Regions from separate parts of the Mus musculus genome. Here region 1 is linked to region 2. Evidence: chromatin loops called from intact Hi-C (ENCODE). Cell type or tissue: heart. All regions are shown on one strand. Each heading gives the region's core, and the rest is flanking DNA. Links, peaks and the distances in the headings are about the cores only.

What was found. Peaks named below come from ENCODE experiments on the same cell type or tissue, not always from the same donor. Only the 100,000 strongest peaks of a DNase experiment are listed, where the experiment ranks them.
Region 1: a loop joins it to region 2, with 5 times the contacts of the local background. A loop is called at or near these places in 1 of 42 quality-filtered maps.

What each region holds. Positions count from the first base shown.
Region 1 is chr2:35,330,333-35,335,712 of GRCm38, forward strand. The region is part of intron 1 of Stom (stomatin); the gene reads right to left. Among named protein-coding and RNA genes, the nearest start is that of Stom, 4.0 kb to the right of the region's middle. In heart, for the core only: no CTCF peak of the experiment used is centred there; no DNase peak of the experiment used is centred there.
Region 2 is chr2:35,106,456-35,111,835 of GRCm38, forward strand. Cntrl (centriolin) reads left to right here and starts at 3,041. Exons shown (of 44, transcript NM_001379274.1): 1 at 3,041-3,174; 2 at 5,100-5,347. The coding sequence starts at 5,131. In heart, for the core only: CTCF peaks have their summits at 1,778 (motif pointing left) and 2,452 (motif pointing left); a DNase peak (open chromatin) is centred at 3,036; H3K4me3 peaks cover 1,965 bases; H3K27ac peaks cover 1,318 bases.

The DNA of each region.
Region 1 (5,380 bases), core at 128-5,127, 220 kb after region 2:
TCTTCTGGCCTCTACAGACAAGGCATGTACAGAAATTCCTGTAGGCAAAAGACTGTGCATATAAAAACATATAAACTGGGCAGAGTGGTACATACCTTTAATCCCAGCATTTGGGAAGCAGAGGCAGACAGATCTCCGAGTTTGAGACCAGTTTTTGGTCTACAGAGTGAGTACCAGGACAGCCAGGGTTATGATAGAGAAACTTTATCTTGGAAAACCAATACTACTACTACTACTACTACTACTAATAATAATAATAATAATAATAAATAATTTATCTCAAAAGGACTGAAAATGCACACATATCTACACATTTAAATTTATTATTATTCAAATTGACCTCACCTCAAGGAAATTAACATAAAACCAAACCAAATCATAGAATGTAAAAGTTCACATTGTATAGTCACTTTTGTCGTCTGGCTACAGGGACAGCAGAAGTGCCTCACTTGGGAGCTCCTAGACTGTTCAGAGTGGTGTATGACACTCTATGTCCTGTGTCAGCTGTTTTATTCTAAGATGAATTGGAGCACAATAAAAAGCATGAGTAAATCCCATTCACCATTGAGATTTAATTAATCCAAAATGTATTGGATTTCCTCTGCTGGGGAAGCCCAGAAACATGACTTATATCTAAAATAAGGGACTCAGAGTCACATGCCCCATTGCACAAAGGGAAAGGGATGGGCTAACCCGTTTGCATTGCAGTATTTAAGAGGCAATCCTTCCCTTTTCCTTACACAGAATGTAGGTGAACATCTTGTTGTAAACTGTCATGAACAGTATTATCTAGGTAAAGACAGATAAAATAGTTGGGAATTTTATCTTAAAAATGCATGCTATCTGGGTCTAAGAACACTTTTTAAAGGGGAAACAGGCTGGTGAAAAATTTGGCCAATCCTAGCACTTCATTTTCTCATCTTGGCAAATTTTTACTTCCAAAAGTATTTATATTCAAGATACAACTATTTCCTCCTCTTCCTCCTCCCTTTCACCAGCATCCCACACCAGACTTCTAGAATTTAGCAAGTGTTTTCTTGAGAGAGGCAAAGAGAAAACAGGTTTTGCAGACCACAGAGCCTGAGCAAATACTCAAGTCTACTATGGCAGCATACAGCAGCCATGGGCAACACACAGGGACAAGGATTGTGGCTGTGTTCTAATAAAACTTACTTACATAAACTGACATCTGATTTTCATTTGTAACAAAACATTGACCCTTAAAAAAGACCGTATAAAAATATAAACGCTGGACTGAGGGTGTTTTTTTTTTTTTTTTAATGTAAAAACTATTGACAGAGGCTGGAGAGAGAGCTCAGCAGTTAGGAGCACTGCTTGCTCTGGCAGAGGACACTTTATCATTAGATTCCTAATTCTTCCCTCAGACGAACTGCTAAGATATATGTAGGAGCATGACAATTTGGGGCCAAATTCCAATCCTAGCACTTCATTTTCTCATCAGTAAAATGGAAGAAAGAACAGTACTTAGTGCACAGTGTTATGAAGACCAAATGAAAAAAAATACATAAAATGCTTGCTTGACATATAAGGGTAGTCAAGCAGTGACCACTATTACCAATACAACTATAAGGCAATTAATAAATAGCTTATAAGGTGTCTTAGTTAGGGTACTACTGCTGTGAAGAGGCACCATGACCACAGCAACTCCTATAAAGGAAAATATTTAATTGGGGCAAGATTACAGTTCAGAAGTTTAGTCTATTATCCTCATGGTGATGGTATCCAGGCAGACATGGTTGCTAGAGTTCTACATCTTGATCCAAAGGAAGCAGAAAAAGACTGTCCTGAGCTTCTGAGACCTCAAATCCCCCCACCCCGAGTGACAGATTCCTCCAACAAGGCCACAGTTCCTAACTGCCACTCCCTATGGGTCAAGCCTTCAAACACTGAGCCTATTCACACCACCACATAAGGAATAAGTGGTTTTATTGGGTAAACTGTCTTCTGGGACCTGCATGCCATGGAGAAAATATCAAGGCTAACAATGTGTTTGGGGATTCCATCTCAGGGGGGGAGAACAGATCACACGTGGGGCAGTAAAGAGTTGTGAACTCTGTCAGGGAATCCGTCACTCTCGTCTTTCCCACTTTCTCCTGAACGTGAACTGAATGGGAAGTGGGTATATCCCTGCAAGTCTAGTCATCTTTAATCTTTTCATTCTTTCTTTTCTCTATGAAGTAATATCATAAAAAAACCTCAACATTTCAAAAGAAGATTCACATATATCTGTGGGGGTCTCTGAGATCCCAGGGCCAGCAGAGTGTTGATGTGTGAGAGATAAGAAGACAGTTTGGTTAACACAACTCAGTAGTCAGTGTTGGCTCAAACTTTGAGAGTCTGACCCCAAGTAGTTTATTTTAGGCATATTCAACCACAGCACAATTTGCTGAAAAAAATTTTCTGATGCTAGTGAACTCAATCCTGTGTGCACAGTAAAGCTTAAGCCATGCTACATGGAAACTCTCTGTGAAGTACACGTGACATCTTCCATAAAGATGGGGTCAGTCAATTGACTGAGAAAAATAAGCTCATGATGGCGGTCTGTGGGAGGACCTGGCGTGGCCTTGGCCATAAAGATAGGACAAAGTTCACCAAGCTTTGACCTATTTCTTCTCTCAGCGTTCTGGGCAGAAAACATCCCCCTCTCTGCAGAGCCAACCCTATGTGTTTAACATTCCTGGTTCCCTGGTGCTTATCTGTGAGCACAAAGCCCTCTGTACCTCCTACACAGATCTTATTGGGAGATAGGGCAGTAAGGTTATGCCTACAATTGACTGACTCTGGAAGTCCGGGAACTTGCCTAAGTGACCCAGGTAGTGAGTGATGGTACTGAGCCCACAACCCAGGCTTTCCATTCTAATGCCACTCACTTCCCTGGACCATGCTACCTTCCCTCAGTGGGCATCCTTTTTATTGTCTCATAATTGAAGGCATTTTCTTGGTTATATCTCCAAGGTTCCATCTACTAAAATATCAAACACAAGCTTGAGGTCCAGGTTTCTTTGGTAGTCCCAGAGTGTAGGCAGAGACAGAAAAGAAAAAGGAGGTGCAAGTGTGTTACAGAGAACTGAGGCACACTTGTATCCTCTAGATTCTCTAACTTCTCTCGGGTTTCATAAGGTACACTATCTTTCCTTGCCAATTATAGTTCCTTTATTGTTAATACACACCTGAATAAGCAGACTTAAGAATACATAAGGAAAAGAATTGCCACATCCTAAAAATCAAAAAACAATAAACTATCAACGTTTAACAAGATGATTTACTCCCATTTCCCTTTTCTTTCAGCAAACATTTATTCATCTGCTATATGCCTCATACTGAGCTGCTCTCTGTGTAGCTCTGGCTATTCTGGAACTCACTCTGTAGACCAGGCTAGCCTTGAACTCACAGAGATCCACCTGCCTCTGCCTCCCAAATGCTGAGGTTAAAGACATAGGCCACAACCACCTGGCTCACCCTGAGTTCTTACAATGAGGCAAAAAAGGAAAGGGTAACAGATGGGTCCAACTGACAGTTACATTACACAATAGTCAAGACACAAGTATATGCAGGATTCTAGGCAGATACTGCTATGTGCTCATAACAGTTTACAGGAAATTGCCTGCCTGTGCCCTCTTTAAAACTCATTACCTAGTTTAGTCACCTCTGAATCACTTTATCAACATTTTACATTTTTAAAAGCAGGCCAGATAGTTATTCACTCTGTCTTTTACAGTGTAAAGCATATGCTATTCAGTGACACTGAAATCTATTTCATCACAAACTGTATAAACAATAGCTTCTGCAGTCTTAGTCTTCCGTTTGAGTTCATTTATCACCACTGGTGGTTTAATCAGGTCAATTATTGAAGAAGTTAAAGTCCCACCATTCTGATCAACTGTAGCAACTGAAATAAACATATCAGTCCCATGGTTCTGCTTCTTTCCAAGGGATCCTCCCCAGGGATCTATCTTGTTGACAAGGCTCTTCTTTACAACAACACTTTCCTCTGCCATCCACCTGCACTATTGTCCACTGCTCTAGCTTAACTTCCTTGGTTGGTCCTAGCTTTGGCCATGTTTATCTACGGGGGACCACTTCTCCACAAAGACACAAAGAGGCAGAGTTGGCACTGTGTAATTGCATGCTTCCATCAGAAGCAGTCCTCTGGAGTGGCTTTCTCTGGGAGGTCCTGAGTCACACTGATCCTTTAGGCTCCCTTTGTTTACTCCCTCTTACCCTCAGTGAAGTCCTGAGGCTGGACCAGACCCTCTATTGTGGTACCTCCTTTATGGATCGCTGCAGGACTGGGAACATCCCTCGGGAAGTCAGAGCCTGGGTTGGAAACCTGGTTCTCAATTTTTTAGGCTGTCTGAAATTTTATCACTCTGACTCAGTTTCTTTACTGAAAGACAGAGAATAAAGACATTTCCTTGTCCCAGGATTGCAATTAGATGTTTGGCAAAATGACGCACATTTAAAAAGTTCTGTTTAGTATGTTATAGTAATAGATTTCTTCCTAGTGTTAAATCTCTGAGGCTTACCAGTGAGAAAACAAAGATTAAAAGGTGGGCAGGTGAGCTACCCCAGCCCACAAAGGTGCTTGCTGTAGCATGGATGGCCTGAAGTTGATCCCTGGATCACACTTGTTGGAAGGAAAAAGCTCAAAAGTTGTCTTCTGATCTCTCCACAAGATGGACACACACACACACACACACACACACACACACACACACACAGTAAAAGCAAAGCTTTTTAAATAAAAAAGTGACAAAGCCAAGCAAAATTTCAATTGTATAATACTTGAGAAAAAGCCCAATCATTTTCACTAACTCAAGATTTCTGTCTAAAACAGCCAAGTGTAGAACCAAGAAAAGGGGTCTAGAACCAAAACTCAAATTGGTCTGTGAGCAAGAAAAATATAATGATCTTTAGGAATAGAGATTGAGTTCATTCCTAGGGCAGGGCTCCAAATCCACTTCCCACAGGGGGGTCCTAGGGTGGGGCTCCAAATCCAACCCCACTTCGGTGGTCTGAGTACAGGTGAAGGAGACCGCCAACACACCCACACTTTGATCTAAAGCCAGAGACCAGCACTGAAGAGGCAGACTTGGCACTTTTCTCCTGTTCACATTTTAGAATTACATTTGAATTTTAAGCCTTTGTGACTAAGTCACTAAGTATCAGTTGTGAGGACTCAATAAGATCACATTATAAAACACTTAGGGTAGTGCTTAGCCTATTAAGGGTCAGTTTTGCTATGGCTCTCTTTAATTTTGCTATGCTCCCAGTTGGGGGAAGGGTTAAAGTATGGAGAATGATACACACACAGGCTTTTCTGCATAATCCCGAGGATGGAATCCTGTAGGTTTCCTAT
Region 2 (5,380 bases), core at 98-5,097:
ATGAATACAGAACAAGAAAACAGGAACAGCAACAAAAACCCAGTTAATTGAGAAAAGATAGTAAAAGCAGCCTGTGAAGTTTGATACTTTATAAACGGCAGCAGGCGATCTGATATTTTCGTCTAGAATCAGGTCATTTTCTCATGTCTACACTCGCAAGCCTCTAAGAGAGGATTTATATTTATCATGGAAAATATTTTTTGTTTGTAAACTGTACCTTACTCTGTGAGACTTGAGGGTAAAAAGCAGAAATGAGCAAGTCAGGCAAAATCCCAGCATGGATGGGGAATCAAGCCTCCAGCCTAGCTGAGGAGGTATTGGCAATGGATGGGTGTTAGAAGACTCAGCTTTCGCAGGGATGAGGCCCCTGAGAGTCTACCCATGCTCCAGTAGACAACCCTAATGCCCACACGCATACAGACAGCACTAAATAAACTCAGTGGCTTTACAGAAAAACAAAACAAAACAAGACATTAATCTGGGAAGGAAAAGTGTGTGCCGGTGAACTGGGCAGGAAATGAGGGGGTTGTGTTTGATCAAAAACTACTCCATAGCTGGGTGGTGGTGGTGCACAACTTTAATCCCAGCACCCAGGAGGCAGAGACAGGTGGATCTCTGTGAATCCGAGGCCAGCCTGGTATACACAGCTAGTTCCAGAACAGCTAAGGCTACACAAAGAAATCTTGACTCAAAACAAAACAAAACAAAACAAAACAAAAACAAAAACAAAAAACCAAAAAAAAAACAACAACAAAAATACCCAATGGGATAGACAGACAGGCAGATAAAAAATACCCTACATGAATGTATGAGATTTCCAAATAACAGAACAAGCTTTATTTCAAAATATAGCCATAATTTAGTCAATTTTTAAAGTCACACTAGGAAGTCACAGTAATGGCAATGGTGGAAGCTGGCCGACTCTGCCTGACAAGTTCCTCTGGTTCTCTTTTAAAGGTGATGCTCAGAGTATTTAGTGTGGATTTCGTAAGAGAATCCAAGAAGAGCAATCTCAATAGCTTTGCCAGGGTTTGGACAAAAGATCTTGAAAAACCTAAGTCACTGTGCCCTGGCTCATCTTCCAGCCCTGGAGACAAGTCACAGCCAGAAGCCAGATGGCCTTCCCATCTCCCCAGCTAATATCTATATTGTAATCTAAATGTAATCCAGAAAAATTACAGCTCATACCAGGGAATAAATTAGCATGGAATGTGAGCTGCCCTCACTCTTTTGTATATTTACTCTTGTTGGGGGTGCCTCTTCCAGTGTGCTAAGATGGACTATTAATAATCATGGCAAGTATCTGAGGCTGGAGGTACAACCAAGATTTCCACCATGCTAGACCCAGAGAAGGTTAGTTACTATATCTCTATAAAGGAGGAAAATAGGGCAACATGAAAGCAGAGAAAAATGAGTGTTCCGAGAGAGACCCCTGGATTTTGTGTGTACTTTTTGATGACTACTGACTGGACTGATGAATTGACTCTGGCACAGTGTAATCTGACGATGGAACTCATCTGAATGCCATTACAGATTAGGGAAAACAATCATGAGTTTGTGCAATTAATCCAAGTCTCTGGCTGAAAGACAAGTACCAAAGACCAGAATCTCACCAATGTACACTGAACTAATACCTAACATCTGAACTTTGTCTGAAAATAGGTCCAAAGTCCTTTCAAGGTTAAATAGATCTTTGCATAGAGTTTGCTTTCCAACAGCCAAAAATTGTGCTGCAAAGTTGCGGAGAAAGAGAGGACCATGCCCACCAGATCCAATAGTGCCTCCTGCTGGAAATGATCAGAACTTCCCATTAGGTCAAACGACCTCAGCTTCTACAAACAGGCTTCATGCTGCTTAAAAGGTTCCCCTTCATATTTAGCGTCACCACACCAGACGTTTGCATAATTCATACTGAACTGCATTTGTGCATTACTTATGTTTTCTTCAAACCGCCCTGAATTACTTAATGTCCAGCTCATTGCCAACTTTCCCAATCCTTCCTGGGGTTTGTACAAGCTGTTCTCTTTGCCAAGCAAACACCTGCCCTTGGTTAAACTCTTCTTTCAGAGTTAAGATGAAAGTTGACTTCTAAGAAGTCTTGCTTAATGATAAAAATTAGACTTATCAGCTACTGTTCTAAGTTCTTTCAAATCATTAAGGTTAACTGCTGGAAATGGGGACGATTATATGTTACATGAGAGTAGAAATTGAGGCAGAAAGGAAATTTGTAAAAGTGTTAGAAAAATGAGCCAGGAAGTTTGTGGTAAAGAAAGGAAACGTTAATGCCTGACTGGAGAACAAGGTAGTTAAGAAAGATGATGGAGAGGGTGCAGAGATGGCTCAGTGCTTAAGAGCATATAACTGCTCTTCCAGAGGCCCCAGGTTCGATTCCTCTACCCAAATGGCAGCTCACAAAGGTCTGTACCTGCAGTTATGTGGGATCTGATGCCCTCTTCTGGCCTCCGCAAGCACATGGTGCAGACAATTAGGAAATACAGTAGAAGGCTGCTCTTTGGGGCATGATCTGCTCAAGTCTCTGTAAATGCTTGCTTTAGTTCTTTTGTACTAACATAAGGGGCACTCTTGGACTGTGAATCCTAGGATCATATAGCTCAAGTGAATGGTCACTGGAGCCCAAGCAGTCTTGAGGTGCAGCCACGTCCGGCTCGATCAGTTTCCAAGTATGACAATTTGCCTCCAAAATAGTCGCGTAAAGGATAGTGTGCATCGAGACACGGGAGAGCTCAAGGCCTGCCTTCCATCATCCCAAGATCGAATGCTGTGAACATCTCCATACTGGTTCCTCCGGTTGTTGCCTTAGGGAGAGGAACGTAAGCCTTCCCCCATTGCTTCAGTGGAAAAAATCTCTCCTCACAGACTCGGCGCCCAGAGGGCTGACCACAGCCCGCCAGGTTCATACCCGGAAGCTTCGCACCCCCAAATTGAGCGCGCGCAGAGGCGGCAAGGGTGGCGGGAAGCGCCTCCGCCCCGTCCCGTCCACTAGTCCGTGTCGGGGGCGTGGCGATAACAAGCCCCGCCCACACCAAGCTGGCCCTCTCGGCAACCGGCACAACACAACAAAATGGCTGCTGTGCTGTCGGTCTCCTGAGGGGAAGTATCCCGGCGTCTCCGCCTCGCCCCTCCCGCTAGGCCGTTCCTTCCCGTGCTGAGGCGGTGAGTGTACTTCGGCGTCCGGACCGAGCCTGGGTGGCGGGCGGCAAAGGCCGGAAAGCCCTGGTCCAGCGTGAGGTGTGCCGGCTCCGGACGCATTCGGGGCGGGGGAGTGTGCTTGGAAAGGGGATTGGACGGGAAGGAGGAGGGCCGGGGCCGGCGTGGGCAGGGGAGGGAGGGCAGGGGAGGAGAGGCGTGCACAGCCTAGGTCGGGGCGCTGCTGAGTCGCAAAGTTGGGGTGCGGCGCTTAGAAGGATGAGGTTCCCGCAGAGAGGGAAGAGTGCCGGGGTGTGTCACCGTCTGCGGGATAACTGCGATGGAGATGGGCTGGCGGTCCTGAGGGCTCTGCTGTTTAACCTCAGTTCTGTGACTCTGAGCTTGTTCCTTTTTTCCTTTTTGAAGCATGTGTGGATGATGGGGGTGGGGGGACGGACACGGGACACATATCGTGATGCGCATATGGAGGGCAAAGGACAACTTTGTGGAGTCGGGTTTTCTCCACTTTTCCGTGGGCTACAGATACAGAACTTAGAACGTCAAATTAGCACAGAAAATGCCCTTACCCACCGAGCCATCTCACTGGGGCTCTGGGCATGTCCCTTAACCACTTCCTAGATGTCTTAGTTAAGGTTTCCATTGCTGTGGTAAGACATTGTGACAGAAAGCAACTCCGGGAGGAAAGGGTTTATTTGGCTCCCATGTCTCTGGTTGCAGTGCATTCTATATCACTAGACAATTCAATTATTTTGTATCCTACATCATAGTCTTCTCTTAAAAAATCTGAAATTATAAACCATCTAGAATTATTCTTATCAAATCCTCATTAAATTATTATGAGGTCCTATGTTACTTCCCCTGATTAGTAAATTATTACTTCTAAGTAATGATTCCTATAGAATTAGGGAAGTATTCAGTGGGTTCCAGAAACCTGGATCACTGAAAGATTAAGTGATGGTTCCACACCCCTGCTTCCCTCCCTGAGTTGCCATAGCTCCTGTGAAGTCTGCATGTAGAAACACACACTATCTCATAGGCTGACCCTCTCAGTGAATCAGGGTTCTGAGAATGGACAGCACTTATGGACAGAAATAGAATCTGCAAGGACAGCTTCGTTGGTTGCAGATGAGCATTTGTCTTATTTGAAGATGGTCTGATACCACACTCAGCTAGTTTTTTCAAAAGTATATTGTTAAACTGGGCTTTCAGTTTCGTTTTGTACATGAAGGTAGTATTTGGCTATAGGGAAACTCAAGGCCAAAGGAAAGCAGCCTCAGGCCAAATTCAACTTATATAAAGATTTGTATGCAACATTCTATTACAATATCCTTTTCTGATACCAACTTGTCATTGGATTGAAAACTACTTAATATACTATCTCACTAAATATTTTTTTTCCTAAAAATTAGCTGTACGTTTGAGAACTGAGGGTCTACATTAGGTTGCCCAAGGTGATGTTTAAAGGGAACAAAAAGGAATTGTGGAGGAGCGCTGACATTTAGAGGAAGTAGAGGAACATGAGCCAGCAAAGGAGGCCATGGAGTAGAACAGGGTTATGTCAGTAGAGCATGGTGTCCCAGACCAGCTTCTGGGAGGATAGAGTGCTTACAAGTGTTGGTTGTCAAATATTCCTGTATGTGACCTTGTATGGAAAGGACCTGTGAAAAGTTTGAGCTGATAAACTGAGAAAAGAAGTAACTAGGGACACTCTGAGCTGAGCATGTGTCAATGACAGGCCTTCCAGGTCTCCTTCTGTGGAGGCTGATCAGAGGTTAAGGAAGCACTGGTCCATAAGCTTGGAGAAGTGTGGGCAGAGTCTATTCCATAGCCTTCCCGTTGACAGCATATGATCTGATAGCTCTAGAGAGAATGTAACACTCTCAGTAGCTGTGGAGACTTAGCCTTGTTAAAGACCTCGGAAACTCTTACAGGTTTTGATGGCCACCTGGTTTTATTCTTGCAATGAAGAAAGGTTCTGAACGAAGGCTCTCCAAAGCAAAGATGCCGCTGTCATCTCATTTTCCTGGGCCATCATCTCTTAGGTCCAGCATGCGATCTAGGTCCCTTTCACCTTTAATTGGATCTGAGACTCAGCCTTTACATCCTGGCGGACAGTGGCCTGCACAGGCTGAGCTGACAGATGAAAGCACTGTGCCTTTGGAGCCCCAGCAACGTAAAGGTACTGCTAAAACTGTGTCTTGTCTCACATGTA